Regions from separate parts of the Mus musculus genome. Here region 1 is linked to region 2. Evidence: chromatin loops called from intact Hi-C (ENCODE). Cell type or tissue: left cerebral cortex. All regions are shown on one strand. Links, peaks and the distances in the headings refer to the core of each region. The heading gives the core; the rest is flanking DNA.

The links. Peaks named below come from ENCODE experiments on the same cell type or tissue, not always from the same donor. Only the 100,000 strongest peaks of a DNase experiment are listed, where the experiment ranks them.
Region 1: a loop joins it to region 2, with 2.9 times the contacts of the local background. A loop is called at or near these places in 5 of 42 quality-filtered maps.

The regions. Positions count from the first base shown.
Region 1 is chr11:77,679,258-77,694,301 of GRCm38, reverse strand. It overlaps Nufip2 (nuclear fragile X mental retardation protein interacting protein 2), which reads right to left and starts at 8,163. Exons shown (of 4, transcript NM_001024205.2): 1 at 7,795-8,163; 2 at 1,048-2,760. The coding sequence starts at 8,074. In left cerebral cortex, for the core only: no CTCF peak of the experiment used is centred there; DNase peaks (open chromatin) are centred at 7,088, 7,281, 7,580, 8,250 and 2 more places; H3K4me3 peaks cover 2,796 bases; H3K27ac peaks cover 2,508 bases.
Region 2 is chr11:77,784,097-77,799,140 of GRCm38, reverse strand. The region is part of intron 1 of Myo18a (myosin XVIIIA); the gene reads right to left. Gm10277 reads left to right here and starts at 10,519. Exons shown (of 1, transcript XM_030246464.1): 1 at 10,519-13,731. The coding sequence starts at 12,998. The coding sequence ends at 13,642. In left cerebral cortex, for the core only: a CTCF peak has its summit at 5,779 (motif pointing right); DNase peaks (open chromatin) are centred at 6,263, 6,555, 7,063, 7,759 and 1 more place; H3K4me3 peaks cover 1,003 bases; H3K27ac peaks cover 2,533 bases.

The sequences.
Region 1 (15,044 bases), core at 6,247-10,246, 110 kb after region 2:
TATTAAGTGGCTAGGGAACAAAGATTTAAAGGTACCACCACAGCAAATTCCTAACATAACAGTTATATTCAGTCATTAGCCTGAAACTTGAAGTGTATCTGGTCCCTTCTTATTTATGAATGATGAAGCAACTATCTTTCTTTAGACTTTCCAAATAACTGGAACAAACACATTCCACCAAGTCTAGCACTGGTTCCTTTACATGACTTTGCTACTATAGAAGACTCAAAAAAAACCAAAACCAAAAACCTGGTCTTTACAAGGCTGATTAAAGCCAGGCGTGGTAGCAGGCCTTTAATCCCAGCACTCGGGATGCAGAGGCAGGTGGATTTCTGAGTTCGAGCCTGGTCTACAAAGTGAGTTCCAGGACAGCCAGGGCTATACAGAGAAACCCTGTCTCTAACTCCCCCCCGCCCAAAAAAAGGCTAAAAATCCATGTGCCTGTCACTATTTGCTTAAATTACTTTAATAAACCACTTGGCACTTTTTTAAGGGAAAAAAGTTTGATACTTATCTTTTCTAACTCTCAAAAACATTGCCCAATTCATTATAAGCAACTAAAACCATGAATTGTTTTGCTAATAAAATAATATATACACTTTGAGAAGCAAGAGAGGGAGGCCAAATTTGGTGGCATACACAGGCAATCCCAGCAGCAACTAGTATGTAGAGGATCAGGATTTAAAGCCCATTTGGGTAATTTAAAACTTTGACTCTATCACTTAAAAAAAAGAAAGAAAAAAAAAAAAAAAAACCTGAGACCCAATACAAAAAAAGGCTATCCTTTAAGGGACATGAAACCTCTATCTAATTATGTGATCAACTGTGCCTTTATTGATGATTTTACGTTGGAAAACTACAGTCCTCTAAACTTTAATAAATTTTCAAAAATTTCAAATCAATTAACAATTAATTGATACTAATTCTTACCCAGTCATTCATAATATAGAATATCAAATATACATGTACACACACACACACACACACACACACACACACACACACAATCAGCCCATTGGAATCTTAGAAAAAAAACAAATGAGTTACCTTTAGTGTGATATACAATAGCAGCCCTCAGGTCAAAAGAACCCCAGCTATCATTCCTTTCTAGGCCTCTCTGGTATCTCTGTTCTTTGGCGGAGCCTAACAAAGTGTTCGTAGGAGAGGCCAGGGGATTTTGATTTTCTATTTCGTAGTCCTTTGAGAGAAACACTAAAGCACCTTGACTACTGGTGTCTGCTTTTTGCAGGTCACCTATATGACTGGGGTCCAAGGATAAGGCTCCACTCTCAGTAGTCCCAGGTTTTAGAATGTGACCCAGAACTTGAGGACTAGTCCGTTTTTCCAGCTCATAAGCCTTGGGAAACACAGGATGCTCAGTTCCTGAGGGAATTATTTCAGCACCCTGTGAAACCAAAGTGGCAGGATATTCTCCTTGAAATGTCACTTCCATCACTTTATGATCTGATGACTTTCCAATAACAGTCTCTGGGCCAGCACTGGGCTCATTTATAAATGATAAACCCCATTGATTCTGGAAGATATCCCCCAGGTTTTGCTGATCTGTCTGAGAGGGCAGATCTACTTGTGCACTTAACAGCACTGTTTGCATATTTGAAGGGTAGATAAAAAGGCTAGATTTAATTTGTTCAACGGCTGCTGAAGCCAGACTCATGTCCTGAAGAACAGAATCAGTCCCAGTAGAGATGGGTGTTAAAGTATTAGCAGCAGTCGTTAGCAGTGGCTGACCCCCAGATGGGTACACACTTCCATCAGTTCCTGCTAAAACAGGCCCATTAGAAAAACTGGCAGAAGTAACAGATTTCAGAGCTGACATCGGGACCTGGGATAACCGACTTGAAGACTGGGTCTGAGTTTCCCCAGTAGATGATGATGATGAAGATGAAGATGGTGACACGGAGGAGTTCTGTACAGTTTTGTTGAGGTTTTCCTTAACTTTGCTTGCATAACTTATTTTAGGAACTATTTTTGCACTGCTATTGTCCACTGGAAAAACTGGGGGTGGCTTAAACAAGGTCCATGAGTCCTCTTTGGAGGCAGCAGCTGAGGCATGCTTTCCTTTAGGCCGATCATCAAATTTTTTGCTACTCAAACCAGGTTTAATATCAGAGCTTTTACGAAGCACGTCACCCATAGCAGGTTTTCCACGACTTGTTCCTCCAGGTCCAGTTTCATATTTCCAAATAGGCTTTGAACCATCTACTCGCATTCCCTTTTGTTCACTATAGTCAGGCTTTAAAGTTTCAAGTCCCTGTTTTAATGCTGGGACACTAGTCTCTTGCATTATTTTGTCCTGCACTAAATTAAGGTTTTCACAACCCTTGGCACTATTGCGCCTAGCTTTCCTTTTTTTAGGAGTGGTATATCCACTCTCAGATCCACTACCATCATTATCTGCTCCTTTGCTCATATAACCATTAGTAATATAGCCTGAACTACTTGTTATAACACCATTTGGAATTGCTATGGTATCGGTCTTATCTACAGCCTGGGTCTCTCCAGATTTGTTTTCATAAGACTTCCCATTCTTTTTGTCCATACTGTTTTTCTGAATAAAATTCTTGGTTTTGATTCCTGCTTTTCCAAAGGTGCTGGTCTTTACAGTCTGCTTCAGGCTTGTTTCTACAACTTGCTGGTTGCCATTAAGGACCCTGGAAATAGGGTTGGTAGCTTCATCAGAACTGAGGCTCTTTAAAGATATTTCTCTTTCTCCAGCATTACCGTTTATTTCACCATAGCCTATAGAAGGAAAACAAAAACAAACAAAACACATACATTTAAATCACAGTAGTACTAAGACCAAACAACTTTACTGAACCCAATACTAAGCTGTATTGTAGGGTTTGTTGTATCTTATCTTTATGTAAAGAAACTTTATGTAAAGAAACTTTTACAGATTATGATACAGGGTTCAATGTCTAGGCAGAGGCAGACCTAGGACACAACTCATATCAGGTCCATCTTCTGGGCCAGTAGCCAGAATTAACTAGAAAGATCAGGACCTTTCAAGCAGCATGCCATAATCTCCTCTAAATTATCTAAACAGAATAAACCTTATGAATTATATCAATGAGTCTGCTAGAAAAACTGAAGCAAGATGATTATTGCATGATTGAAGCCTTCCTGAGCTACAGGGTGGAACCCTGTCTCACACACTATTTAGAATCAGTGCTACTTCAGATACAATAACCTGTAAAAGGAAAATAAAAATAAGGCTGTGGCCTTTGTCTCCCTTGTATGACCACTGAACTCAATCCCTAGTACTGAACCTCCCTGTACCCCCAAAGAGTATACTGAGGGCTAAAAGTGACTAGTTGCCAATGAATTTCAGACAAAGCCATAAGACCTGTGGACTTTTCCTCTTCTGGGATGACTAAAGATAGCTACAGTGTACTTACATATAATACAGAAACCTTAAAAACAAACAAACAAACAAAAAACCCAGCATACCATAAAACATGAAACAAAAATATGTAGTAACCCTTAAGACTCATTCTCAGCCAGGCCTCTTTATGCACGCCTTTAATCCCAGCACTTGGGAGTCAGAAGCAGGTGGATTTCTGAGTTCAAAGCCAGCCTGGGCTACAGAGTGAGTTCCAGGACAGCCAGGGCTACACAGAGAAACCCTGTCTTGGGGAAAAAAAAAAAAAAAAAAAAGACTCATTCTCTTACTTTTAGCTTCTACTTGGTTGTTAAAGCACCAGGAGAGAAAATGTTAACATCCAGGTCACAGAGTAACAGAACTAGGAATCTGTCTAGGACACATAATTTCCTACCTGCTTCCAACACTTTCATGCTCACAAAACTACAATGAAATGAATTTAGTATCCTAAAGCAGTCAAGTACTTGAACATAGACTTCTTTTTACAACTAACATTTGTTTTGTTTTGTTTTTAAGAAAATCATGTTTTTCTGTGTAGCCCTGACTGTGCTGGAATGCAAAATCACTGAGCTCAGAGATCCTCCTGCTTCTGCCTCCCAAGTGCTGGGATTAAAGGCGTGTGCCACCACTGATCAGCTTACAATTAATTATCTCTTATTAGAAGTGATTTACTGGGGGGCTGGAGAGATGGCTCAGCGGTTAAGAGCACTGACTGCTCTTCCAAAAGTCCTGAGTTCAAATCCCAGAAAACACATGGTGGCTCACAACCATCTGTAATGAGATCTGACTCCCTCTTTTGGAGTTGTCAGAAGACAACTACAGTGTTCTTACATAGAATAAATAAATAAATCTTTTTTAAAAAGTGATTTACTGGTTAAATCACAGCTTTCTACTCACTAATAAAATAGCAATTAGTTTTATCAATTGTTTTATGACCTCAAAAGACCTTTGGGAAACCCTCAATTCTAACAATAATCAAACAACAAATACTTTTCTTCTGTATGAACTTCCAGAAAAGAACACAGTTGCACAAAAACCAACTATAGACAATATTTTTTGTTTGTTTGACATAGGATTTCTGTGTACCCCTAGCCACCCTGGAACTCACTGAGTTTTGCCTGCCTCTGCCTCCCAATACTGGAATTAAAGATGTGTGCAGCCACTGCCCTGCATCAGAAACAAACATACTGCCATGTATCAAGTTCAATTCTCAACCCTTAGTAGTTAGGAAAAAATTAATTCCATATTCCCAGCATTACATTACCATTTTTCTAAAAACTGACAAAAATAGTATGTGGTTTTGTTTTCTATAACATTTTCTTTTAAAAAATGCAAAATGTTAAGCCAAGTCTAGATATGTATCCCTGAAATTTTGTCTCAAACAAAAACAAAAATTAGGGGCAGGGAGACCCAAATCAATAGATTTGCCTGGACCAAAGGCAACCAAGGAAAGAACTACTTTACCATCTACTATAAGTTAAGCAATACCTGTATCTTCTGGCTCATTAATCATAATTATATATATATATATGTGTATATATATATATATATATATATATATATATACATACATATATATATATTAAAAGGTGGGCAAGCCGGGTGTGGTGGCACATGCCTTTAATCCCAGCACTTAGGTGAGGCAGAAGCAGGTGGATTTCTGAGTTCGAGGCCAGCCTGGTCTACAGAGTGAGTTCCAGGACAGCCAGGGCTATACAGAAGCCCTGTCTCTGAAAATTAAGAAAACAAACAAACAAACAAACAAAAATTCACTTAACTACATATTTGTCTCCCTATGGCCTTGACATGCACTAAGTATGATAAGTACCTTTTAAAGCTTAGATATTTAAGAAAAATGTGAAGATGGTAGTTATTACAGAAAGCAATTAAAGAATCCCTGTGTCTTTATTATTTAGGGTGCCATGAGAACTCCACTTCAAATGGACTCAGCAAAACTTGAGTCCCAAATAAATCTAGCTTTTAGATTTGACACTGCAATTACTCAACATGTTTTGTCTCCTGTGCCCTCTTCTGGATCCAGAAAACCAGTTTCTCATAGCTTTGGAAGTAATGGTTCATAAAAACTTGTTAAGTATTTCCCTAGCATTTTCTAGATTTTTTAGCACAGTACCCAACGACCAAACCACATACGGGAAAGCCGCTGAGCCCAACTGTTAATAACCTCTAAATTTCCTAAACCCAGTTCCCTCCTCATTCTTCATCCCAGGTTAAGACACATTGTGAGGAGGGCCACCTTCAATGAATGGTTCAGGGTCTGCCTTTCTATGCAGTGAGGAGCCCTGTGGGGAATACATAAACCTCATAAAAGACAAATTCTGAATCTGTGAACAATACCACTGGGCAACCTTGATACTTTCTCACCTCATGAAAAGCAAAACTAATACAGTTACATAATTCCTAAGTTTCTAGGCTGCTGTAAATCCTTACAATTAAACACTTCTGCTCTATCATCAGTCCCTACTACCCTACAAAAGAAAATCTGATATCCACTCAGCTCTGCCTTCAAAGTTATATTGTCTACAGTAAGTTTTTCACCAGTAACTTACTTGTATTACTTGAAAGACTAAGTTTAACACTTCTTTCTTCATTCCCTTTTCAGTTAAAAACAAAACAAAACAAAACAAAACGTGTGAATATATAAACTTTGATGCTTATTTTAAGTAGCTCAAGGCTCCACATTTAATGTTAAATAATACTCAGTTAGGGGATGGAAGTCGGTTTTAAAATGCACCAAAACGCCTCTTAACCACCAAAAAGGTCTTGTCCAAGGTAAAGGGCTGGTGACAACCACATGGACAAGTCACTTCCAGTTCATAGTTAAAGAAACAGGAAAGCCAAAACTGCCCGTGTTGTCCCACCCATTAGAGCATCGGATTAATCCCTCCCACAAAGTCACTACCCAGCTCAGAAGTTTAGGTGTTCGGTGGAAAACGAATGGAACAAAGTTTGAGAGGTTGTTCCCCAACCCCCCCCCATTTTTTTTTTTTTTTTTTGGGTAGGAAATGCGCTGCTATAAAGAAAAAAGGCCTAAGTGAAAAAGCCTCCGAGGCGGAGTCGTGAGCGAACCTGGCAGGAGATGAGATTCCTGTGGCAGAGAAACTCGTGACCCGGGAGCTTGGTTCCCGCTGGGTACCCCACCCGGCCTCAGGCACCGCCTCTCCCCAAAACGAATCCCCCTCGCCCCTCGCAGGCCAGCGGAACGCTACGGCCACGGCCGCCGCCCGGGCCTCCTTCCCCCTTCAAGCTCCTCTTCAAGGCCCGCTCCCCGCCCGCGCCTCCCGCCGCACCCGGGAGCGGGAAACGCGGCCGTCGGGCGCGCGGGGCCACGGTGCAGGCCGCTCCCCTCGTGGCCGCTTCCCTCCCCCACCCCAACCGCCCCCGCCCCTCACCCCAGGGACCCGCCCGGGGCCGCGCGGCCGCCACCGGGTTACACAACCCCGGCGCGGCGCGGCGCGGAGGGGGAGGGGCGGCGGGCGGCGGCCGCCCGCAGTGCGGGGGGGACCCGGAAAAGGGCCGCAGAGGGTCCCGGGGCAGCCGGGCCGGCGTGCCGTGTGGCCTTCGGCACCCTTCCCCCTCCGCTCCTCCGCCGGCCGGAGTCGGTGACAGGAATCAGCTTCCAACATGGCGGACAGGAAGCGGCCCCGCGAGGAGGAGAGAACATTCCAGCCTCGCCGGCTCCGAGGCGAGCGGGCCAGGGGCGCCGGCCTGCGGAGAAGCCCTCGCGGACAGACAACGGGGTCCGGACGCGCAAGACGGGCGTTTAGGGGTGGAAATGACCCGAGGGACGATAGGGTCCCCCACACACCCAGACGGCAAACCCCAAGGCCACAGGTGGGCTCGGGGCGGCGGGTGAGCGAGGACGCTTCCTCAACTTAGCCCTCAGCCCCGCTCGTCGCCGCCTGCAAGCGGCTCTCGCGACACCACCCGCATCAGGATGGATTCACTAGGCCTGAATTACATACACCTCGGGGGAATTTTTTATTTTATTTTTTTAGGGCGGCTGAGTTTCACCCCCTTCTTAGGGGCCCCCACATTCAGGCAACTCCAGGGCCCGCACTAGAGGGGAAAAAGAAGATGAAGGCTGGACTTCCAAGGCCGAGGGCACAGCTCTGCCTCCGGCCGGCCGGGGCGGGGACCGAGGAAGGTCACGCCGGCCTGGCTGGGCCTCTCCCATGCTAAAGGGAAGGAGAGGGCGCTGCAATCCCCACCTCGCGGCCCGGCCCGCGCCCGGGAAGAATGGAAGGGGGCATCCCCGGCCCGGCGGGACGCACACCCGGACCGGGTCCGCGCTTTTCCCATCTAGCCCCACCCCCATCGCTTCCCCCCCCTCCAATCCAGTCCCCCTTCCCCCACCGCCCTCCCTCTCAGACCTGTTTTCTTCTTCGGCGTTTCCTGGTGCTGCTGGAGGGTGTGTTTCTGCTCATGTTTCAGCGGCTTGGGCTGGGCCTTGGGGCTGCCCTCGGCTCCATGCTGCAGGTATTGGTGAGGCTGCTGGTGATGGTGGTGGTGGTGGTGGTTGTGGCTGTGGTTGTAGAAATAATAATGGTGGTGGTGGTGCGACTGCTGCTGCTGCTGCTGCTGGGGATGATGGTGCGGATGGTGGTGGCTGTGATGGTGCTGAGGCTGTGGCTGGCCGGGCTTCTCCTCCATTGAAAGCGGCTGGGACTCCCTGGCTGAGGCTGCGGGCTGCTGCACCGTCAGGATCTGAGACTGCTTCTCCGCGCTCGCTCGGTATATCTGAGCGCGTCTCGCCAGCGCACTGGTTAAGCGAGAGGATCTGCGAGATTGGCAGCCGTGCTCCAGCAATGAGGAGCCACGCTGCGCGTCAAGCCCCGCCCCTAGCTCAAATCCTCTTCCCTTCCCCTTCGCCACCGCCGCCTGGCCAACGCCACTTACCCTATGCAACCTCACAGGGCCGGGCCTTCAACGTCAGCATTATGGCTCTCTCTTCTATCGCTTTCTCTCCTTCACCACGCAGTTAGCGAACAGCACTTTCTACACTCCTCACACCGAGCAAGCTGATGTCGAGTGTAGCAGATTCCACTGACGATTCTACTGGCGCTAGGAGCCATCTGTTGGTTTTGCACCTCCTAGAATGTGTTGGGTTGTGAGTGTGTGTGTGTGTGTGTGTGTGTGTGTGTGTTTAATTCTTTTCCGGGTAGCCAGAGAGGAAAGCTCAATTTCCTTAACCCTTAAACCACGAAGGGGGCAATTCAAAAAAGAGGAAATAAATACATTTTTAAGAATACAAGAGCTTCACAACTCGATAGATCGTTTTCGTATTCTGGATTCATTTTGCTTTGTATTCATATGCTAATCTCTTCCTTTCCACGGAGGGATTATAGGGTTCCACAATAGGGTATCTGTGTAATTTTCTAAAAGGGGACAAAGGGCTTAAATCATTGTTTCTTTGTAGTTGAAAGCAAGAGAGAGGGAGGAATGAAAAAAATCTACACTGAAGTTTTTTGGGTGTTTTTGTTGTTTTTTTAATCAAACACTGCAGGTGAGGTCAACTATGGAACCAAAATAGATTTTAGACTAAGACTTTCAAAAGTGAAATAAAGGAGAAAGGAACCCTTTAAAAGTTCTTAAGGTTTGGGTTTTTAAAACATTTTTGTATTAAATTTAAGGAAAACATTGAAATGTAAAGGTGTATTTGCAATTTATGCTGTTAATTTAACCTGTTATGATAGGAAGAAGGTTGTGATAAGCACAGACACGGGGTACCCTCGAAATATATATTTGGGGGACTTGGCTAGGAGTTTTGTTTGTTTTGGACTGGTTTGTTTTTGAAACAGACTATGTAAACCTGATTGGCTTGGAACTACCTAAGTAGAAGTGTCTGGCCAACTAAGAGATTCCCCCTGTTTCTGCCTCATGAATGCTGGGATTAAAGTCCTACACACACCAGCATACCCCAGCCAATGTGCTATTGCTATTACATGAATAATTGCTTTAAAATTCATTAAATTAGATATACATTTGTCTATGTATTATAAGGGATTTTTTTTTTTTTTGGTACAGCCCTGGCTGTCCTGGAACTCACTCCTGTAGACCAGGCTGGCCTCTGCCTTCCAAGTGCTGGGATTAAAGGCATGCCCCACCATCACTGCCCTCCCCCCAAGGGAAAATTTAAATGTAAAGTTTACCATCTTACTTTGTATTTGTTTTGTTGTTTTGTCTTTGTTTGTTTGTTTGTTTGTTTGTTTTTGATCTTCCTCTGTATCTCTGACTGGCCTGTTATTCACTATGTAGCCCAGGCTAGCTTCAAATTGTTTCAGTCCCCCTCACAAATACTGTCATTGCAGGCACTAGAACCTATATCTCTTGAAACCCCATACCTTTTCAATGATAAAGCCCTTAAGGCTGGAGGAATAGGTCAGCTGTTAAAAGCAGCGTTTTCTGCTCTTGCAAAGGACCAGAGTTCAATGCTGAGCACTCACACAGCAGCAGCATGATCATCCATAGCTCTAGTTCTGGGGGCCCAACTTCCCTTCTGAAGTCCAAGGGCACCAGACACACACGTGGTACACATAATTAGGTGTATTTTGTATGTGTGATTTTTTTTTTTATCCCCATGTGTATATGTTCACCATGTGTATGCCTGGTGCCTGCTAAAGTCAGAAGAGCTTTGTCAGGTCCCTTACATGTGGCATTAAGAATGGTTGTGATCCCAGTACTCGGGAGGCAGAGGCAGGCTGATTTCTGAGTTGGAGGCCAGCCTGGTCTACAGAGTGAGTTCCAGGACAGCCAGGGCTACACAGAGAAACCCTGCCTCAAAAAGCAAAGACAAACAAACAAACAAAAAGAATGGTTAGGATCACTGTGTGGGGCTGGGAACTAAACTTGAGTCTTCTGCAAGAGCAACAAGAAGTCTCAGCCACTGAGTCATCTCTTCAGCCCTGTTTTAATTATTCATTTCTGTTTGCTTAGCATTTATTGTTTTGGTTTTTTGTTTTGTTTTGTTTTGTTTTGTCAGAGTCTCTTATAGCATAGACTAACATCCAACTCACTTTCAGTCAAGGATGAGCTTGAACTTTCGATCCTTCTACCTCCCACATGTTGGTATTTCAAGTGTGTGCTACCATAATGTCTTTAAGATGTATTCATATTACGTTACATGAATAAAAAGGTCTTTCCTTTTTTTATGACTAAATATTTCATGGTGAGTAAGTATGCTTTGGGAAGGTATATATACAACATTTTTTGTTATGAATTTATTTGATAATAGGTATGTATTTTATAGCTTTTACAGTGTGACTGGAAAAGTAGAGATGGCAGTTGTCGATGAGTTTGTGGCCAGCCTAGTCTATGTAGCTGAGGTAAGGCTAGCCAGGGCTGCCTAATAAGACTCATTAAATTAAACAAGTGTTCTTTGACTCTGTGTGTGTGTGTGTGTGTGTGTGTGTGTGTGTGTGCAGTGCCCTTAGAGACCAGACAAGTAGGATACCCTAGAACTAGAGTTATTGATAGCTGTGATCTACTCTTATTGAGAACTAAACTCAGATCATCTACCAGAGCAGACAGTGCTCTTAAATACTGAGCCATCAGGGCTGGAGAAATGGCTCAGTGGCTGAGAGCACTGACTGCTCTTTCAGAGGTCCTGAGTTCAATTTCCAGCAACCACGTGGTAGCTAGTATCTGTTTTTTTCTTCCCTTTTCTCTCTTCCTTTCTCTTCTTTCTGCCTTTCTTTCTTTCTTTCTTTCTTTCTTTCTTTCTTTCTTTCTTTCTTTCTTTCTTCCTTCCTTCCTTCCTTCCTTCCTTCCTTCCTTCCTTCCTTCCTTCCTTTTTGTTGGGGAGTAGAGGAGTGGTTTTTGGCTTTTTGTTTGTTGAGACAGGGTTTCTCTGTGTAGCTCTAGATATCCTGGAACTCACTATGTAGACCAGCCTGGCCTTGAGCTCAGAAATCAGCCTGCCTCTGCCTTCAAAGGAATGCGCCACTACTGTAGGGTGATATTTTTCAGTATGTAATATTTGAAGATATAATATAAATATTTTTTCTTTTTATAAAAATAGTGGGGTTGGAGAGATGGCTCAGCAGTTAAGAGGACTGACTGCTCTTCCAGAGGTCCTGAGTTCAATTCCCAGCAACCACATGGTGGCTTACAATCATCTGTGATAGGATCCAATGCCCTCTTCTGGTGTGTGTCTCAAGACAGCTGTGGTGTACTCATATAAAATAAACAAACAAACAAATAATCTTTTTAAAAAATGTGTGTCTTATGGGTGTTTTGTGTGCATGTCTGGGTACCACATGTGTGTCTGGTGCCTCAGAGACCATAGGAAATGATCAGATACTTTAGAACTGGAGTTATAGATTTTTGTGAACTACTAGGTGGATGCAGGAATAGAATCCCTGGCACTTTACAAGAAACCATTCTCTCAACCACTGATCCATCTCTCCAGGCCCAGAATATTTTTTTTTTTTCTTAATGAGAGCCATCTTAAACCTGAATCCTTCCCTATTAAAATGTTACTAACATTTTGAGATTTGACTTAGCAGTATAACCTCAGGTCCTACATGGCCTTTTATGGTCTTCATCCCAGCACTATGAAGGCTGAGACAAGATGATGAGTACAACGTTGAGGACAGCCTGGGTTACATAATGAGTTACAGGCCAGCCAAGGCTACAGAGTGAGACCCTGTCCCAAAGGATGGGGAAAAAATATGAAAGCAAAAAAACAAAAACAGGCCAGCCTGGTCTACACACTGAGTTCCAGGACAGCCAGGGCTACACAGAGAAACCCTGTCTTAAAAAATTAAAGAAAAAAAAAAAATGGACTGGAAAGATGGCTCACTGGTTAGGAACACTGACTGCTCTTCCAGAGGTACTGAGTTCAATTCCCAGCAACCACATGGTGGCTCACAACCACCTGTAATGGGATCCAAAACTGTCTTCTGATGTGTCTGAAGACAGTGACAGTGTACTCATATACATAAAATAAGTAAATAAATCTAAAACGAAACAATAGAAAACCTGCACAACAACAAAATCAAAGTCACAATTTTTATCTATAGGGCATGACTGCATATAAAAAAGTAATGCGAAGGGAAGCTGAAAAATAAAAACAAAATCTGTTTAACTGTTACATTTGAAAATACTTATTGGGGCTGGAGAGATGGCTCAGAGATTAAGAGCACTGACTGCCTTTCCAAAGGTCCTGAGTTCAAATCCCAGCAACCACATGGTGGCTCACAACCATCCATAATGAGATCTGATGCCCTCTTCTGGTGTGTCTGAAGACAGCTACAGTGTACTTAGATGTAATAATAAATAAATCTTTTTTAAAAAATTAAATTAAAAAACCAAAAATACTTATTGAACAGCTTCTATTTGTTGCTTTTTTTTTTTTTTTTTTTTTTTTTTTTTTGGTGTGCCAGGGGGTGTTGTTATTGTGAAATAGGGTCTCATTATTGTAACCACAGATGGCCTGAAACTCACAGAACTTTACCTGCCTCTGCCTCCTGACTGCTGGGATTAAAGGTCACCACAGTCAGCATGTTTAGATTTTTTTATTGGAGACCAGTCCCAGTAGCCTGAAGCCCACTGTGTAGCCAAGGTTGTCCTTGAATGCATTATTCCTTGTCTCCACCCTCTAAGTGCAGGTATTCCAGGCAGGGCTCATCACACTTGGCTAATTAGTGAACATTTTCTCTTTACCAGCAATTATGTGCTTTTTTGGAATTTTGCTGTTTCTCTTTGTACAGTTTGGGAGATTAAGCAGGGTTGCAAGACTACAATTATCAAATGAAAATCACTACTCAAACACCTTATTTTACATGTGCCTTTATGCTTTTATGTTGGGTACCATTGCAATTTTGTTTGTTTGTTTGTTTTTTTTGAGACAGGGTTTCTCTGTATAGTCCTGGATGTCCTGGAACTCACTTTGTAGACCAGGCTGGCCTCTGCCTCCTGAGTGCTGGGATTAAAGGCCTGTGCTACTATGTCTGGCTAGTTCCTGCAACTCTGCATCCCTGATATAGACATAGATAAATTTTATATCAGAACTGAGATGGAATTCTTTTCTGTTCCACTTTTCCCTTGTTTGGGCCGATTACTAAGCCCCTCTAAAATTTTTCATCCGAAAACCTAATTCATGGGTTTTAATGAGGTAGGTTTAAATAAAGTTGCTAACAAATACTTTTTAAAAATAATTTACTTCTATTTTATGTAAATTGGTTTTTTTGACTACATGTATGTCTGTGTGAGGGTGTCAGATTCCCTGGGAACAGGAGTTAAGGACATGTGGGCACTGGGCCTCTAGAAGAGCAGCCAGTACTCTTAACGGCTGAGCCATCTTCCCAGCCCCCACTAACAAATACTTCTAATGTCAGTAAATGATACTGTTTTAAATATTGATGCTACAAAATGATGTATTTTATATGTTGTGGTCTGTATTCCACCACAGCCACTACCACTACCACCTCAACCCCTGCCTCAAGGAAGGGTCTTCTTCCTATTTTATCCAAACTGGTTTTGAATATCTGTGCTCAGTTTGGAACTAACTTTGTCTCCCAGGCTTTTGTGTGTTTAAAGCTGGTTGTCAGCATGTGGTACCATTGATTGGCCTTTGACTCTTTAGGAAGTGGAACCGAGTAAAAGGAAGTGTGGTTGTCTTAGTTAGAGTTACTATTGTTGTGATGATATACTGTGAACAAAAGCAGCTTAAGAAGGAAAGGGTTTACATATCCTGAATCACGTTCCACTGAGAGAAGCAGAGGCAGGAACCAGGAGGCTGGAGCTGTTGCAGAGGCCCTGGAAGGTGCTGCTTGCAAGCTTGCTCCTCATCTTGGCTTGCTCAAACTGCTCTGTTGTGTGATTGGTTGGTTAGTTGGTTGGTTGATGGATTTTTTTGAGACAGGGTTTCTCTGTGTATCCTTGGCTGTCTTGGAACTCACTCTGTAGACCAAACTGGCCTTGAACTCAGAGATCTGCTACCCTCTGCTGAAATTAAAGCTGTGTGCCACAACCTCACTGAAGACTGCTTCAGTTTTATTCATGCATTCATTCTGTTTGTTTGTTTGTTTGTTTTTGTTTTGAAACAGGCTTTTTCTGAGTCACCTTGGCTGTTCTGGAACTTGCTCTGTAGATCAAGCTGGCCTTGAACTTAGAGACCCATCTGCCCTTCCTCCTGACTTCAAGGAGGAAGGTGTGGGCCTCCACAACCAAGCCTTTTATTTTTGTTGTTTTTTTGTTTTGTTTTGTTGTTTTTTGTTTTTTGAGACAGGGTTTCTCTGTATAGCGTATAGCCCTGGCTGTCCTGGAACTCACTGTGTAGACCAGGCTGGCCTCGAACTCAGAAATCCGCCTGCCTCTGCCTCCCAAGTGCTGGGATTAAAGGCGTGTGCCACCATGCCCAGCTTATTTTTTTTTAAGATTTATTTATTTATTTATTTATTTATTTATTTATTATATGTAAGCACACTGTAGCTGTCTTCAGACACACCAGAAGAGGGCATCAGATCTCATTACAGATGGTTGTGAGCCACCATGTGGTTGCTGGAATTTGAACTTCAGACCTTCAGAAGAGCAGTCAGGTGCTCTTACCCACTGAGCCATCTCACCAGCCCCCATTTTTGTTTTTTTTTTAACTGCTTAAATTTATCTAGGGCCACCT
Region 2 (15,044 bases), core at 4,061-8,060:
GAGAGAGAGAGAGAGAGAGAGAATCTGGCTAAGCAGCTTAGGCTGGCTTTGAACTTGAGATCCCTACTGTCTCAGGCTCTTGAAGCTGGGATTACAGGTGTGTGTCCTCCAAACCAGGCTCCTGGTGATTCTGGCTTAAGCCAAGGCTACTGAGGCAGATATAAAGCCTAGTAGTAATGTGCCCAACTGTTGGATGGGTGGGTGGGTGTCTGTGTAGCCATGGGCAGGTGACTTTAATTCCCCGCATCTCTACATTGAAGATTATGCTTATTCTGTTTCTTCCCAGTCAATAAGAGGCAAGGACGGGCTAGAAAAGATTTAGTTCTCAAAGTTTGGTCCCTGAACCTACAGCATCCACATCAAGTGGGCACTGGCATGCTAAAGCCTCACTCACTCCAGCCTCTGCATCCAGAGTGCTGGGGCCCAGCATTGAGGCTTAGCCAGGCTTCTAGTAATTCTGATACACATTACAGTCTGAGAACCACTGCTTGGGACTGCAGAGTTGACTCAGTGGTTAAGAGCACTGACTGCAGCCGGGCATGGTGGTGCATGCCTTTAATCCTAGTATACAGGAAGCAGAAATAGGTAGATTGCTGTGAATTTGAGACCAGCTTCATCAACATAGTGAGTTCTGGGACAGCCAGGGCTAATAGAAGGGGGCGCAGCCAAGCTGAAGCCACCAGGGCAGGGAATCTCACTCTTCGTGTAGCTGTCTGGTGGGTGTTCCCAACCCATCCCACCCCTGCTCTCTGCACCCCCTCCCCACTTCCTCCCTCTGAGCCTCCCTCGGGCACCTGTTGCTTCTGGATCCGAATAATCCGGGAGGCTCCCCACCCTGTGGCTGAGAACTGGACTGTGGCAAGGGCTGTGAGAGAGAGAGAGAGAGAGAGACTTTGTGTGTGTGTGTGTGAGAGAGAGAGAGAGAGAGAGAGAGAGAGAGAGAGAGAGAGAGAGAGAATGAGAGGGAACAGAGAGAGAGAGAGAGAGAGAGAGAGAGAATGAGAGGGAACATGTTTGTTGGGTATGACCATGCTACTACTCAATAAAGTTGCCCTGTGACTAAATAAATAAATAAATAAATAAGAATAGAAGCCAGGCAGTGGTGGTTCATACCTTTATCTCCAGAACTTGGGAGGCAGAGGCAGATGGATTTCTGAGTTCAAGGCTAGCCTGGTCTATAGGGAAAGTTCCAGGACGGCCAGAGCTAGACAGAGAAACTCTGCCTGGAAAAACTAAAACAAGGGGACTGGCCAGATGGCTTAGCGGGTAAGAGCACTGACTGCTCTTCCGAAGGTTCTGAGTTCAAATCCCAGGACAACCACATGGTAGCTCACAACCACCGGCAAAGAAATCTGACGCCCTATTCTGGTGTGACCACCCCCCCCCACTCTAAATATTGAAAGGAAGGGAGGGAGGGAGGGAGAGAGAGCAAGAGAGAGGGAGAGAGGGGGGGAGAGAGAGAGAGAGAGAAAGAAAGAAATAGTTCTCTATGAGCTTGAGGGGAGCCTAGCCTACATAGTGAGTTCCAGGAGCTACACAATGAGACCCTGTCTAAAAGAAATAAAAAATACATAATACATAAATCTAAAAAAAATAATAAGCAAGAATGGAGAGATGGCATAGAGTAAAGTACGTGTTGTATTAACATGAGGACCTGAGGTAGATCCCAGCACCCAAGGAAAGACTCAGGCTCAGGAGCTGGACAGATGGCTCAGTGGTTAAGAGTAGCTCTTCTTCCAGAGGACCTGGGTGTGACTCCCAGCACCCACATGGCAGCTCACAACCACCTGTAACTCTAGTTCCAGGGATCCAATCCCTTTTTCTGGCCTCCATGGACCCAACATGCACCCAAACAAGAATAAATAAATCTCCTAAAACCCCTAAAATTGTTCAGCAAGGATATAGTCCACGTGGTTCTGCGTCTATAGCAATCCCTCTCCGCACAGTTTCATGGCCCACACTTTCAGCTACCTGAGGTCAACCCCAGTTTGAAAATATTAGACGGCCCCAGACATAAAGGTTTTATACGTTTTAAACTACACGTAATTCTGAGTAGCACGATGAAGTTTCCCATCATCCCACTCTTTCCTAGACAAGAATTTGTGCCATGAATGCCATCTGTCCAGAAGTCACTGAGTAGCCATGCTGGTTATGAGGCGGACTATCACAGGATCCTGGGGCTGTGTTCAAGGAACAATAATTCTACTTAATATAATTCTACTTAATAATGCCCTCAGAGATGAGAAGGTAGCTCAGTGAGAGAACACTTGTTCTAGTATGCTTAAAGCCCTGGATTCAATCGCCAGCCTGTTAAATACATAAATCCTGCCCCTAGAGGGGGAGTGGTGTGGCCAGAAACTCAGACATGCCAGAGAGAAACTCAAAAGTCCTTCCTACAGGTGAGAACACAGTAAGACTCTCTGAGAGAGTTGATATTTATGTAGCCTTTAACCACACCATATTGTTATTATTGCTGCTACTTCATTACTTACTGTTAATCTCTTACTGTGCCTAATTCATAAATTAAACTTTACCATAGGTATGCAAAGCTTTGGGGCATTTACTATGGATCTTGAAACACAACTCCCGTGGATGAGGGGGAAACCTCTGTACCATTCTATACAATCTCTCTCCGTGGAAGCACAGTGCACAGTGTGCACAACATATAATAATAACCAAATACTATTTTCAGTAATCTTAGGCCAATGTAATTTCTTACGCAAACACGCAGTTGAACTCACTGAAGTTTATTGTGTGTACGCCTTGACTACAGAGCCTAAGTCAGTGTTCTGAATGGCCATCAGTTCTTGTCATGTGTCTAAGCCATCAGGACCACTTTCGCCTCCTTCATTTGCCATCTGTGGAGACTGGTCCTCTAGCCACAGTCAACTCCACCTTGCATGCAAGCTGCTGTCTAGTTGCTCTACATGGCAGGCTGCATACAGCAAATCACGCCATGTACCCACAGCTAGACAGCTAGGTGATGGTTGAGATGGTCAGAAACCCTGATGAGGGAACAGGGAATACACACAAGCATACAGCTTTCCCTGACCTGTGCCTTTTTGTTGTCTGGCCCTGAAGATAAACACTGGGCAGCACTCAGAGCCCAGGTTTACAACAATTACATTGCAGACTGGAGCCACATAAAGTAGGACCTTGATGCTGGGGACAGAGTGGTGACCTCAAGAAAACTGTGTCCATCTGTCCCATGTCCATCACTCTGTAAGTAACCCCTAATAAATTCAGTTTTACTCATCAAAATTAATTTGGAAGGTTGTTGCTCAGTGGTAGAGTGCTTGCCTAGTGTGCTTGAAGCCCTGTGTTTAAGATCCAGCACAGCATTAGACACACATACATATACACAAACTTGAATAAGTCACTCTTCTGGTTATTGGTGCTGGGGGCATACTTAATTTTATATCTTCCTGAAAGACTTACTCAAAGCTATCCTACTCTCTAACACCAAGCACACAGTAGGTATTCAGCAAGCCACTGGATTTACCCAACTCATCTAGAAGGTACAGTAATAAGCTGGATGGAATGGGAAAGAGGATATCCACAGGGGGCCAAAACTTTAGTGCTCTGCATTGCTGTGCTGTTCAATCGATGAGGTGAGAGGTCCTTGGCCCTGTAGAGAGCTGAGTAGAGCCATGGGAAGCCAGATGGGAAGTTGGAGGAGGCGGGGGAAGCTGGCCCTGCAGCTAGTAGTGCTACATGTGTAACATCCCACGGGGAATGCTATGGGGAAACACAGTCTGGTTCTTTTCCATCTCTGGAGAACTGTCCTTTGAGCAGGCATGGGTAGAATGTTTGTTATGGTAACCTATCACTCGCCCACTCCTGGACTCTGCTTAGAGACGAGGCACATACAAGGATGGGTGAGTGGCAGTGACTTAGCTTCTGACTTCCCCTCCCCAAAAAACATGACCAGCAGAGGAAAGAACAAATACACCCCAACAGTCATAACTGAAGTACGAGTGCGCTCCTCCAGCACGGGCACAAGGAAGCTCTGGGAAGGCTCAGAGGGTGAGAACTTCTCTTGGTGAGGGGTCAGCCACACAGGGTGCAGTTTGGAGCCAGGCCATGAAAGAGAGGGGGGTTTATTTATTTATTTTTTATTCATCCATAAAAAGAGAGGGGCTTTATTTGTTTTTCGTCTATTTATCTGGGGGACAGGGTCTCACTATAATAGTACTCCAGGCTGGCCTCCAACTCACAGTGACCTTACTCAGACACACAAGTGCTGTTATTTTTTTTTTAAAGATTTATTTATTGATTATATGTAAGTACACTGTAGCTGTCTTCAGACACTCCAGAAGAGGGAGTCAGATCTCATTATGGATGGCTGTGAGCCACCATGTGGTTGCTGGGATTTGAACTCTGGACCTTCGGAAGAGCAGTCGGGTGCTCTTACCCACTGAGCCATCTCACCAGCCCACAAGTGCTGTTATTACACATAGTAGGTTTATCAGAAAATACATAGGGTGGAAACACTAAAACTGAGGTTCTCCTTAAAACTTTAAGGAGAGCATGTTCCCCTGCTCCAGCTGTCCCTCGTTCCTCCTGAAGATCTTGTAAATAAATATATATGTATATACATATATATGTGCATACACCACACACACACACACACACACACACACACACACACACACACACACACGTTTAGTTGGGCATGTTGGCCCACGACTTTAGTTCCTGCACTCAGGAGGCAGAGGCAGGTTCCAGGCCGGTCTGGTCTACAGAGTGAGTTCCAGACCAGGCAGAGATACACAGTGAGTCCCTGTCTTTAAACAAATAAATAGCATTTGTGTGTGTGTGTGTGTGTGTGCTCAGTCCATCAGGCTGAGATGGCTCAGTGGGTAAAGGTACTTGCCACCACGTTGGACAATCTGAGTTTGATCCCAGAATCCACAAGACGGAGAGAAGCGAATCCACAAACTCTCATTCATGTGTGCTGTAGCATGTTCATGCTTAACACACACATACAAATAACAGTAAGTAAATGTGAAAGAGTCTATAGGGTTGCAACACGGCTCAGCAGTTAGGAACGCTGACTGCTCCTCCAGAGGACCCAGGTTCAATTCTCAGCATCCACATGGTAGTTCACAACCATCTTTAACTCCAGTTCCATGGGATCTGGTGCCCTCACACAGACATACATGCAAGTAAAATACCAATGCACATAAAATAAAAATAGTTACAAAAAGAATCTACTGACACTCTTTTCATAAATGAGTACCAACGACATGTTTGTATTACTAATTTACAGTACCTAATAAAACAAATGGAACTTGTTGTTTAGGGAAGTTTAGGGAGCCCTGTTTCAAGCACTCAGCCCTAAGGACTTGGGAGAGACCACAGAACTTCTGCTTCCTGGGTAGGGGAGCGCCAGCCACCAATCGTGACAGGTGCACCCCATCAGAGGACGGCTGAGGTTCCTCAACAGCAGCTTTAAACACAGCATTTACAGAAAACGCTTTAGCAGGGGTGTCTCCATATTTTAATGACACTAAGTGATCAAGAGATACTGAAAGGGAAGCAGCCAAACTCCTTAAAGAAGCCGAGAGATGACCTCAAGAGGGTGAGGGCTGGTAAGTGGAAACCTGTACTGTCCGAAAAGTCCACACACGGGCAGCCGTAGTGGCCAAATCGGCCTCAGACCTGACTATCACTGCACTTCCTGTTCCGCCTAGCCGCCAGCGCATGGGTGGAGCCAGGTTCAGCGCATGCGCTAGGAACTCAAGAGCCACTCCGCCCTGCAGTGTCCCCAGATTTTCCGGCAGAGGGCAGCCTTCCCCTTCTCATGGACCTGCTGGCACAGCCAAGGCTGCAGATTTCACCTCTGGTGGACCCGCCCCCAGAAAGCGTCCTGGGGAGCTGAGGCTTCAGGGGGGCTGCAGCAGCAAGATGGCCTCTCACTTTACCCAGGAGAGAGATGGCAATGGAGGTGCAAAAATGCGCTGGGCGCCTATATTTTTTTTCATTACTAACTTATCCTTTGTACCTGAAATAGCACCAACACGTAGATGTTTACTAAGTGTTTACTGATGGAAAAGTGAATGAATGAATACCTGAGTTTATAGTTCAAAGATTTAAGCCACGTCTTGAGTTTTATAGTGGCGAGCGGCCTCAGACAAGCAGTAAGTGGAGTCAGTGGGCATAGGGAGGGCAGTCACAGATCTCTGTCCCAAAGACTCAAGGATCGGCCACTCCGGCCCTCCATTCCACCAGACTGCAGTTTTACACATCCAAAGGTTTGCTCAGAACCCTGTGTACGAGCGCACCATTTTTTTCTGCTCTACAAGAACAGGTGTCTACCCCCAAAAACTAAACCGTCAGATCCTGGATACATAGAAAGACTACCTGATTGGTGGCTCCGGGGGTACCGTTTCTCTTTGGGGATTCTCAGTCCCTGGGGATTTCCTCTGGCTCTGGGGATTTCCAAACTGCCTCTGCCTTTCCAATTTTCCACAAGGCCCAAAGCCCAGGACCTGTCTTGACGGTTTCACCAGGCTCTGCCTCAAATCTCAGGGAGACTTGGGTCTGAGTCTACTAATTACACCGCATTCACTATATTCACATCCCATCCTGTCTGGCTGACATTCGAGAACAAGCACAATGAAGCACTGTGTTCTTTTCATATAAACGACCGCTTTTCTCTATTTCCACAGAAGAATAAAGGAAAACCAGCTTAAGGGCTGGCCACACTGATTTAATAAAGCCCAAGGAAGGTCTTCCAGGGTGTGAAAGCTGGCATCCTCATTCTTAAAGGCAGAGAGGCTCCTTCAGGCACTCTCAGGTTCCCCTAAACAGAGGCGGGGGGTAGGGGGGCACACAGATCCTGTATTTGAAGATCTGTGTGCTCACTTCTTGAGGACCTTCCTGGGCCTGTTTCTAGAACCCTTTGAAGTAACAACAAAGCCAGCCCAGTCCCCACAGAAGCAGGAAGAGGTTTCTGCTTTGCCTACCTGGTCTCCGCCCCCACCCCCACGTGCAGAGCCCGCCAAACCCACTGGGCTTGTGAGCACCTGTGTGTTACCAAGCTGGGCAAGAGTCGCATTTGGCAAGGCGGGGAAATACTGCCATAGTGTGGTGGCACATTGCCAGGGACCTCTTGTCTCTAGGGCATCAGGATTCCAGAGTTGGTGAAGTGGGGAAATTGCCAGAGAACAAACCTTCCTTCCTGACAGGAAGGAGAAATGCCACCAGGCTCAGCCTGGGGAGGCGGGTGGGGGGAGCTCTCTGCAGAAGGAGATAAGAAGTAAGAACTGCTTCCCCGCCCCCACCCCACACTTCTAGGAGCCATCTGGAGCTGTAGTGTTCCACACAGTAGCCACTGGCCACGAAAGCAATTTAAATTTAAGTTACATTAAAAATACCAGGGATATTTTGTATTAAATTAAAATCAAGTAAAATGTAAAGTTCTGCTTCTCTGTTGCACAAGCCAGGTTCCAAGTGTTCAGAGGCCACGTGACCACAGGACATTTCTATTTTGCAGTGTGTTCTGTTGGTCAGTTCTGGCCCAGGAGGTCCCCCTCCAGGCTGCTTAAGGTCACTCTTGGCCAAGCGTCCTTCAGAGGGTGTCCCTGACTTGCTGCTGTCCTCCCCCGCCCCTGCCCACAGTCTGCTTACACCCTTGTCCCATGTGTGGAGTCTTGTTCCCTGGGCCTCAAAAAGAAATGGGGGAGAGAGAGCAGTCACAATTAGCATCCAGCCAATGAGCAGAAGCCAGATGCCACAGGGCTGGAAGGAGACTGAAGGAAAGCCAGCCTCCACCCCAAGGCGCCCCGGCTTGGGAGAAAGCCCCTCAGCCCAGCACAATCCGCCCTTGTTTCCACAGTCCTCGGGCCAGCACTGGGTAAGATGTCTGGAATGTAGCGGCCTGAGGGTTTCCCACCAGAGCACTGGCTGCAGGACTCCCAGAAAGGGGCCTAAGCAAAACCTTCAAGGTTCATTTCAAGGGCAAATAAAGTCAATGAAGTCACCTTGTCCCTGGCTGGCCAGGACTTCGGCCATGGGGTACTGACGGCCAAACTGGACATCTCCCTCTAGACAGCCTCATGGGACAAAATGAGGGTGAGGACAACGGACTCTGGGTACCTGCTGCAGTGACGCAGACAAGCCCTACTAAGCCTGGTTACATAGAAGAGTGAGACCACTGAGCGGGTCTGACTGGTAGCACATCCTACCACAGGGCCTGGAAATTTTCTCAGGGAAATCCACAGAAGAGTCTGCACAAACTCCTGTGTGTGGTAAGGATGACACCAGGAGATAGCAGGTGAGAGCTGCCTTTAAATCCTGCGCCTCTCTTCTTGCTTAGCCTTACTGGAGATGGCTGCTGGGAGCAAGACAGGCATGAAGACAGTTGACAACAAAGAGCAGAGTAAGCTTATCAACTGGAAAACAAACAGAAGACCTGGAGCTCAAAGGCACTGGTCCCAGACAGACAGAGAAAACTCAGCACGGTTTGAAGAGCGGGAGTGAAACTATAAAGAGCAGGCTGGAGCTCAGGGCAAGCTGTCCATGCTCAGAGGGACCCTGAGGAAGCTCAGGCTGCTTCCCCAGCTCCACTGGAAGGACACTGTGGGAAAAGGCACTACCCCGAGGACACGAGCAAAGAACACGCAGCTGCGTCCTTAACTGGAACAGAGCCTGCAGCACTTCTGCACACAGATGGTCTCACTCCAGACACCAAGCACTTCCTGGGGTTCAGAAGTGGATTGACGAGGGTGCTGCTCTCTCTCTGGAGCCCCGAATGATCGTCATCCCCACAGTCATCCCCACAGTCCTGGTCCCACCTGCTACAGTTTCAGTTAGCCACAGTCAACTGCAGTCCAAAACAACTTAATGGCAAATTCTAGAAACAAAGGATTCATCAGGTTTCTCATTTGATGATTTTGTTTTGTTTTTCTTTTCTTTTGTTTTGTTTTAATACAGGGTCTCATGTAGCCCAGGCTGGCATCAAATTTGCTATGTAATTCAAGGTGATCTTGAATTCCTGTTTCTCCTCCTCCACTCCCTAAGTGGTGGGATTCCTGGTATTGATCACGGCATGTGGACATTTGTAAGCTTTATTACAATGTTCGGTTAGGATTATTTTATCTTGCTGTTACTGTTAACCTCTTACTGTACTTAATTTATGAATTAAAATTTACCGTAAATACCCATGTACAGGACATAGTATATGTAGGTGTTGGGCATCCACTTTAGGTCTATTACCCTTTGAGGTGATGGGAACCACTTTAATAGTTTTTGAGGCGCTATTCAAAGTGATTTTAAATGCACTATGTCTGTCAGCCCTCACAACACTTATAAGCACCATTATTACTCTTGTTTTATAGCAGAGGGAAATAAGGCCCAGAGAGATGAAAGAATCTGCCCAAGGTCACTCAGCCGGAGGCAAGCCAGCCGAAAGCCACACATCACCCAAAATGTTACCAAAGCCATACATCAGTCCTGATGTCTGAGCCCTTCCCTCTGAGCTGCCTTCCTCTTCTTGTCCCAGATGAGCTGGGAGCGGCTCCTACAGACAGAACCAGCCCCTCACCAATCCCTATACGCACACATCTGCTTCTAAGGCAGCAGTACAAGCTGCAGGCAGGGGAGTTTTGAAAATGGGTGGGGGCTGGTGAGATGGCTCAGTGGGTAAGAGCACCCGACTGCTCTTCCGAAGGTCTGGAGTTCAAATCCCAGCAACCACATGGTGGCTCACAACCATCTGTAACAAGATCTGACGCCCTCTTCTGGAGTGTTGGAAGACAGCTACAGTGTAGTTACATATAATAAGTAAATAAATCTTTAAAAAAAAAAAAAAAGAAAAAAAGAAAATGGGTGGGACAAAAAGAGAACCCAGTACAGATTAGTTTACCCCTCCCCCATTCTTACTCTTTTAATAAGTTGAGCACTTTTAAATTTCTTTTTAATTTTCTTATGTATATGAGTGTCTTGTCTGTATAGATGTATGAGGTCAGAAGAGGGTGTTAGCATCCCTGGAATTGGAGTTATAGATGTGAGCCATCATAAGACCATCACAGGAAACGAACTCTGATCCTTTGCTAGAACAAGGGTTCTGGGTTTTTCAGAAGTTTTTATTACTTTTATGTATATGAGTACTCTGTTGCTGTCTTCAGATACACCAGAAAAGGGCATCAGATCTCATTACAGATGGTTGTGATCTACCATGTGGTTGCTGGGAATTGAACTCAGGACCTCTGGAAGAGCAGTCAATGCTCTGAGTCATCTCTCCAGCTCCAGAACAAGTATTCTTTTTTTTCTTTCTTTCTTTCTTTTGGTTTTTCAAGACAGGGTTTCTCTATGTAGCCCTGGCTGTCCTGGACCAGGCTGGCCTTGAACTCAGAAATCCACCTGCCTCTGCCTCCCAAGTACTGGGATTAAAGGCATGTGCCACCACTGCCCGGCCAGAACAAGTATTCTTAACCACTGAGTCATCTTTCCCCTCCAGCCTTTTGTTTTTGTTTTTAGTTGTCTTTGTGCTTGTTTGTTTTTTGAAGCAAGGTCTTATGTAGCCCAGGCTGACCTCAAAGTTGCTATGTAGCTGATGCTAAACTTGAACTCCTGATTCTTTTGCCTCCAACTCCCAAGTGATATGATAGATTACAGATGTACGCCACACGCAGCAAGATCCCTCTTCCAATGGCAGAGAAGAGACACCAACAGTGGAAGAAAACTCAGCCAGCTGAGTGAAGTGGAAACACTCAGCCCTGCCTTCTCTGGGACCCCCTCCTCTGCTCTGAAGCCATGCTGAAGGAAGTACTGGAGGCTAAGAGCAAAAACATTTTCCACATGTGTATTCGTGTTTTGTCTCCACATTTGTATGTGCACTACATGTGTGCCTGCTGCTCATGGAGGCCGGAGGAGGGCACTAGGTCTCCTGGAATTGGGGTTACAGTGGTTGTAAGCTTGTGTGAGATGCTAGAAACCAAGCCCAGGTCCTCTGCAAGGGTTACAGGGGCAGTCCCTAGGTCATTCTCACACTAGAGTCCTGCCAGAATCTAGTGGAGCATGAGCTAGCAAAAGTGTCTAAGCTAACACTGAGGGGTCTCCATGTGCCTGTGCAGTGTGCTTTGCTCCCACCAGCTAGGGAACGGGCATTTCAGGTGGGGATCAGGCTGGCACCCCTCACTTTCTCCAGTCCCCACAACCTAAACAAGAAACTCCTGTCATCCCGAAGTCCTGAGGTCAGACTCGAGGCCACAGTACATGGGACAGTGCCAGGCACAGATCAGTGCTGTGGGGAACAGGGCTGTTTGCTGTTCACTGGATTCCAGGAAGGCAGACCACAGCAGTGTGCGCCCATCCCCACCCCCACCCTACCCCCAGCACACCCTGTCTCAAACACCATAGCCCAGTTTCCCTCTTGATATCTATCCCTTCTCCTTACTCTCTGCATGTATGTGTGGTGTATGCACGTTTGTGTGTGTATGTGTTTGCCTGTGTGTGCAGGCCAGAGGCTGGCGTGAGGCATCTTCCTCTATCATTTTTCTGCCTTTTATTTCTTTTATAAAATTTTTTTAAAGATTTATTTTGTTTTAATTTCATGTGTATTTGTGTTTTGTCTCCACATTTGTATGTGCACTACATGTGTGCCTGCTGCTCATGGAGGCCGGAGGAGGGCACTAGGTCTCCTGGAATTGGGGTTACAGTGGTTGTAAGCTTGTGTGAGATGCTAGAAACCAAGCCCAGGTCCTCTGCAAGAGCTGTAACCTCTTCACCGCTGAGCCAGCTCTCCAGCCCAGTTCTTCTTTTCATCAGGGTTTATCACTGAAACTGGTGCTCGCTGAGGAGTTAGTCTGGCTGGCTAGTGCTAAGACTCCATGATCCTCCTGTCTGTGCCTCCCAGGGTTAGAATTATAGGCATATGCTATACATGTGGCTTTTTATGTACTTACACTGATCAAAACTAAAGTCCTCTATCCGTTTACCCACTGAGCCATCTTTCCAATTCCCACTTCTTTTCTCTTCTTTTCTCTTCTTTTCTTTTCTTTTCTTTTTTTGGTTTTTCGAGACAGGGTTTCTCTATATAGCCCTGGCTGTCCTGGAACTCACTTTGTAAACCAGGCTGGCCTCAAACTCAGAAATCCACCTGCCTCTGCCTCCCGAGTGCTGGGATTAAAGGCATGCGCCACCACGCCCGGTTACTTCTTTTCTTTTTAACCTCAATACATGCCCAAATGAGTGGGGACTTGGTCCCCGCCTGTGTTCACCCTAGGTAACTGAGGCATCTTCTCAGAAGGATGAAAGGCTATGTATGCCAGGCTCCGCATGAGCTGGGTCCCCTCCAGAGCCTGGAGTGTTGAGCTTTAGGCTGTTACAGCCTGGAGAGCCCAAGGGAGCGAGGCAGAAGACAACGCCAGCCGGGACTGGGCTTCTGCCGTCAATTCTACAATCAAGCCAGTTCATTAAAGAGGGAGGCAGGAGGCAGCGCTCCACCGGCAAGAACCTACACAGGAGACAATATCAAACCTTTGTTTCTTGCTGGGCCTCTAGAAGGTTCTATTTAAACCTCCAAATACTGTCCATTCAATGTGATGGGTCTGTGCATGAGACTGGGTGTCACAAAGGGTCATGACGTTCTCAAGCTGCCTGACAGTGCTGTCACCACTTGGCCTCTAGCCCATGCCACCCAGGGCTGAGAGCTAGCTTTCTATGGGAGCCTATAGTTCTACTGAAAGCACGGCCTCCTTCCTCATAGGACTGTCAGTCTCCTCCCCAAACACAGTGTGGCCCAAGCAGGTGCTCCCTGACGCCTGTCCAGACTGCACAATGGCTGGGGGGTTCCCTGTGGCCTGCAGCCATCTCTCCTCCCCACCCCCTCCTCCAGCGCCTAGGATGGCCTCCAAGACCCACTGCTGTGGCCTGGGTGAGATCTCCCTCCCCACATACACCCTGTTTGCCACAGGGCCTGGCAGTGAAGTGGCGTTAGAGGAGGAAGTGAGTCAGCTCCTTACAGAAATGGGAATGGGAGGGAGAAGAAATGAGATCAGGGGACAAAGGGCACAGGAGCTGCAAAGGTCACCAAGAAAGGAACCAGGCCCTGGAAATGTTGAGCAGACAGATATGGTTGACAAACTCAGGAGAGTCACCTCCTGCTGTGAGGGGGGGCAGTGGGACAGAGAACCTGGTGCTGGTAGGCAGGCCCCACCTGAGGATGGAATCTGAGGCTACTCCCCTTCCTGTTTCATGTCAGGGCTGGACAAGGCAAGGCCTTGTGGGAAAGGGCCAGCCTCCTCTCTCCTCTGGCTTCCTCTTTCCACTCCTGACTTCTTCAGTTCAGGTTCCTCGGGACCTGGCCAAGGGAAGGAGAGATCTCCAGATCGGCTTGTCAGGGCTGAAAGTCTACCAGCCTGAGATCCAAGAGTATAGCAGTTCCCACAGGCCTGGTGCTCCTGTTGCCCTCTCTGGGGGCCTCCGTACCCATGTGGGAGCTGTCCCCAGGCCCCAGCTGGAATTTGTTGCTGAGACTGGAAGAGGTCCTTACCAAGAACCTTCCCAGGCTGCCGACATTCCAGCACGGAGGCAGCCTAGGGAAAACAGCAGGAGGGAAGAGGAAGCCTGCAGCCCAGGCCGCATTCCAACCCCTCAGAGACCTGCAGACAGCCAGATAGGCACATTCCACTAGGGTCTCCTGGACCGGACATTGTAGGCTCCCTTGTAACCTAAATCTCCAGTGGCTCATGGGGATGCCCCTGAAGAGGCAGCAACTGGGTCTCTTCCTACCCAGGATCCTGCTCCGGACACCTGCAGAACCTCATTCTCCTATATTATGAGAGATGCCAAGTCCTAAACACATAGGAGATAGTTGGTGAGTTCCGGCAAGAGCAGCAACTTACTGCGGACAGGTCACTAGAACCAGCAAAGGAGGAGGGTTCTATCAACCAAACCTTAGCTACACAAAGAATACCAAACAAGAGAATGGGAAACCAGTCTCTGGCTAAAGAACCATCTTATCATTCACAAATACCGGCACAGGCCCCACCACTCCCCCAACGCTGGCCTCCTCCTGCTGCTCGGGAGAGAGAAACACCCAGATAACTAACCAAGTTCCAACGGATGCTGTGAAGGATGGGTGCTCCAAGGGTAGCAACGGATGCTGTGAGGGAGAAGGATGCCTCTTGCTAAGGTGGACACAGGCACGGTCTGAGAGGATCAGCGACGGCTTTCCTGAGGAAGTGACATTCAGACTTTGGGGAATATGCATGTGTGCATGTGGTATGCAGGGAAAAGCACTGTGGACAAGAGGAGGCCCCCAGAATTCCATATGAGGAACCAGTGAGAACCTCAGGGCTGGACACCTTCCTGCCGGGCCCTCCACTGGCCTTACTTCTTCAGTTTCTCTCACAATGCATACAGAAGAATAATGGCACACAGCCCTGTGCAATGCAGCAGGGCTTGCCAATATCACCGGCGATACTGCAATGACTGTGCCACCATAAATTCTAAAGACAGTACGAGAGGATGTGTGGGGAAGGCTATACCCGTGCCTCCGAGATCTAGGGTCTGGCAGGGAAGCTGTGTAAGGGACAACACAGTCTTCCTCTCCCATCCTGGGGGAGCCACACCCTAACCTGCCAAGGCAGCTGTTTCAGCCCTTCCGGAAGCTTCCTCAGCTACCCTTCTTCTACCCTGTCCATCCAGTCGCACTGAAGACTGGCTGTTGCCGCCTGCTGTTCACTTCCTCCAGCTGACTCTCTGAGAGTCACAGTCACGCCCGTCTCAGGATAAGACTGCCACCCCTAGCTTCCCCTTCCTTCCCGGCAGGAAAACAGGGGATGAAGAGGTTTCTAGGCTTGGGGACCTCAGAGGGCTGAGGTCTGCCATGGGTTTACAAGTGAAGTTGATGGCCTCACCTGTCATTTTTTTCTCATGCTGTTTCCCACGCCTTATCGGTTCAGGGGAATCTTATCTAGATCCAGTAATCACCACTAGGTGGTACATCTGCCCCCATGCCCACACTGGACTGGGCACCATAGAGAAGCCAGAGTCTACACAAATCGAAGGGAAGCTGAGTTAGCAGGGCAGAC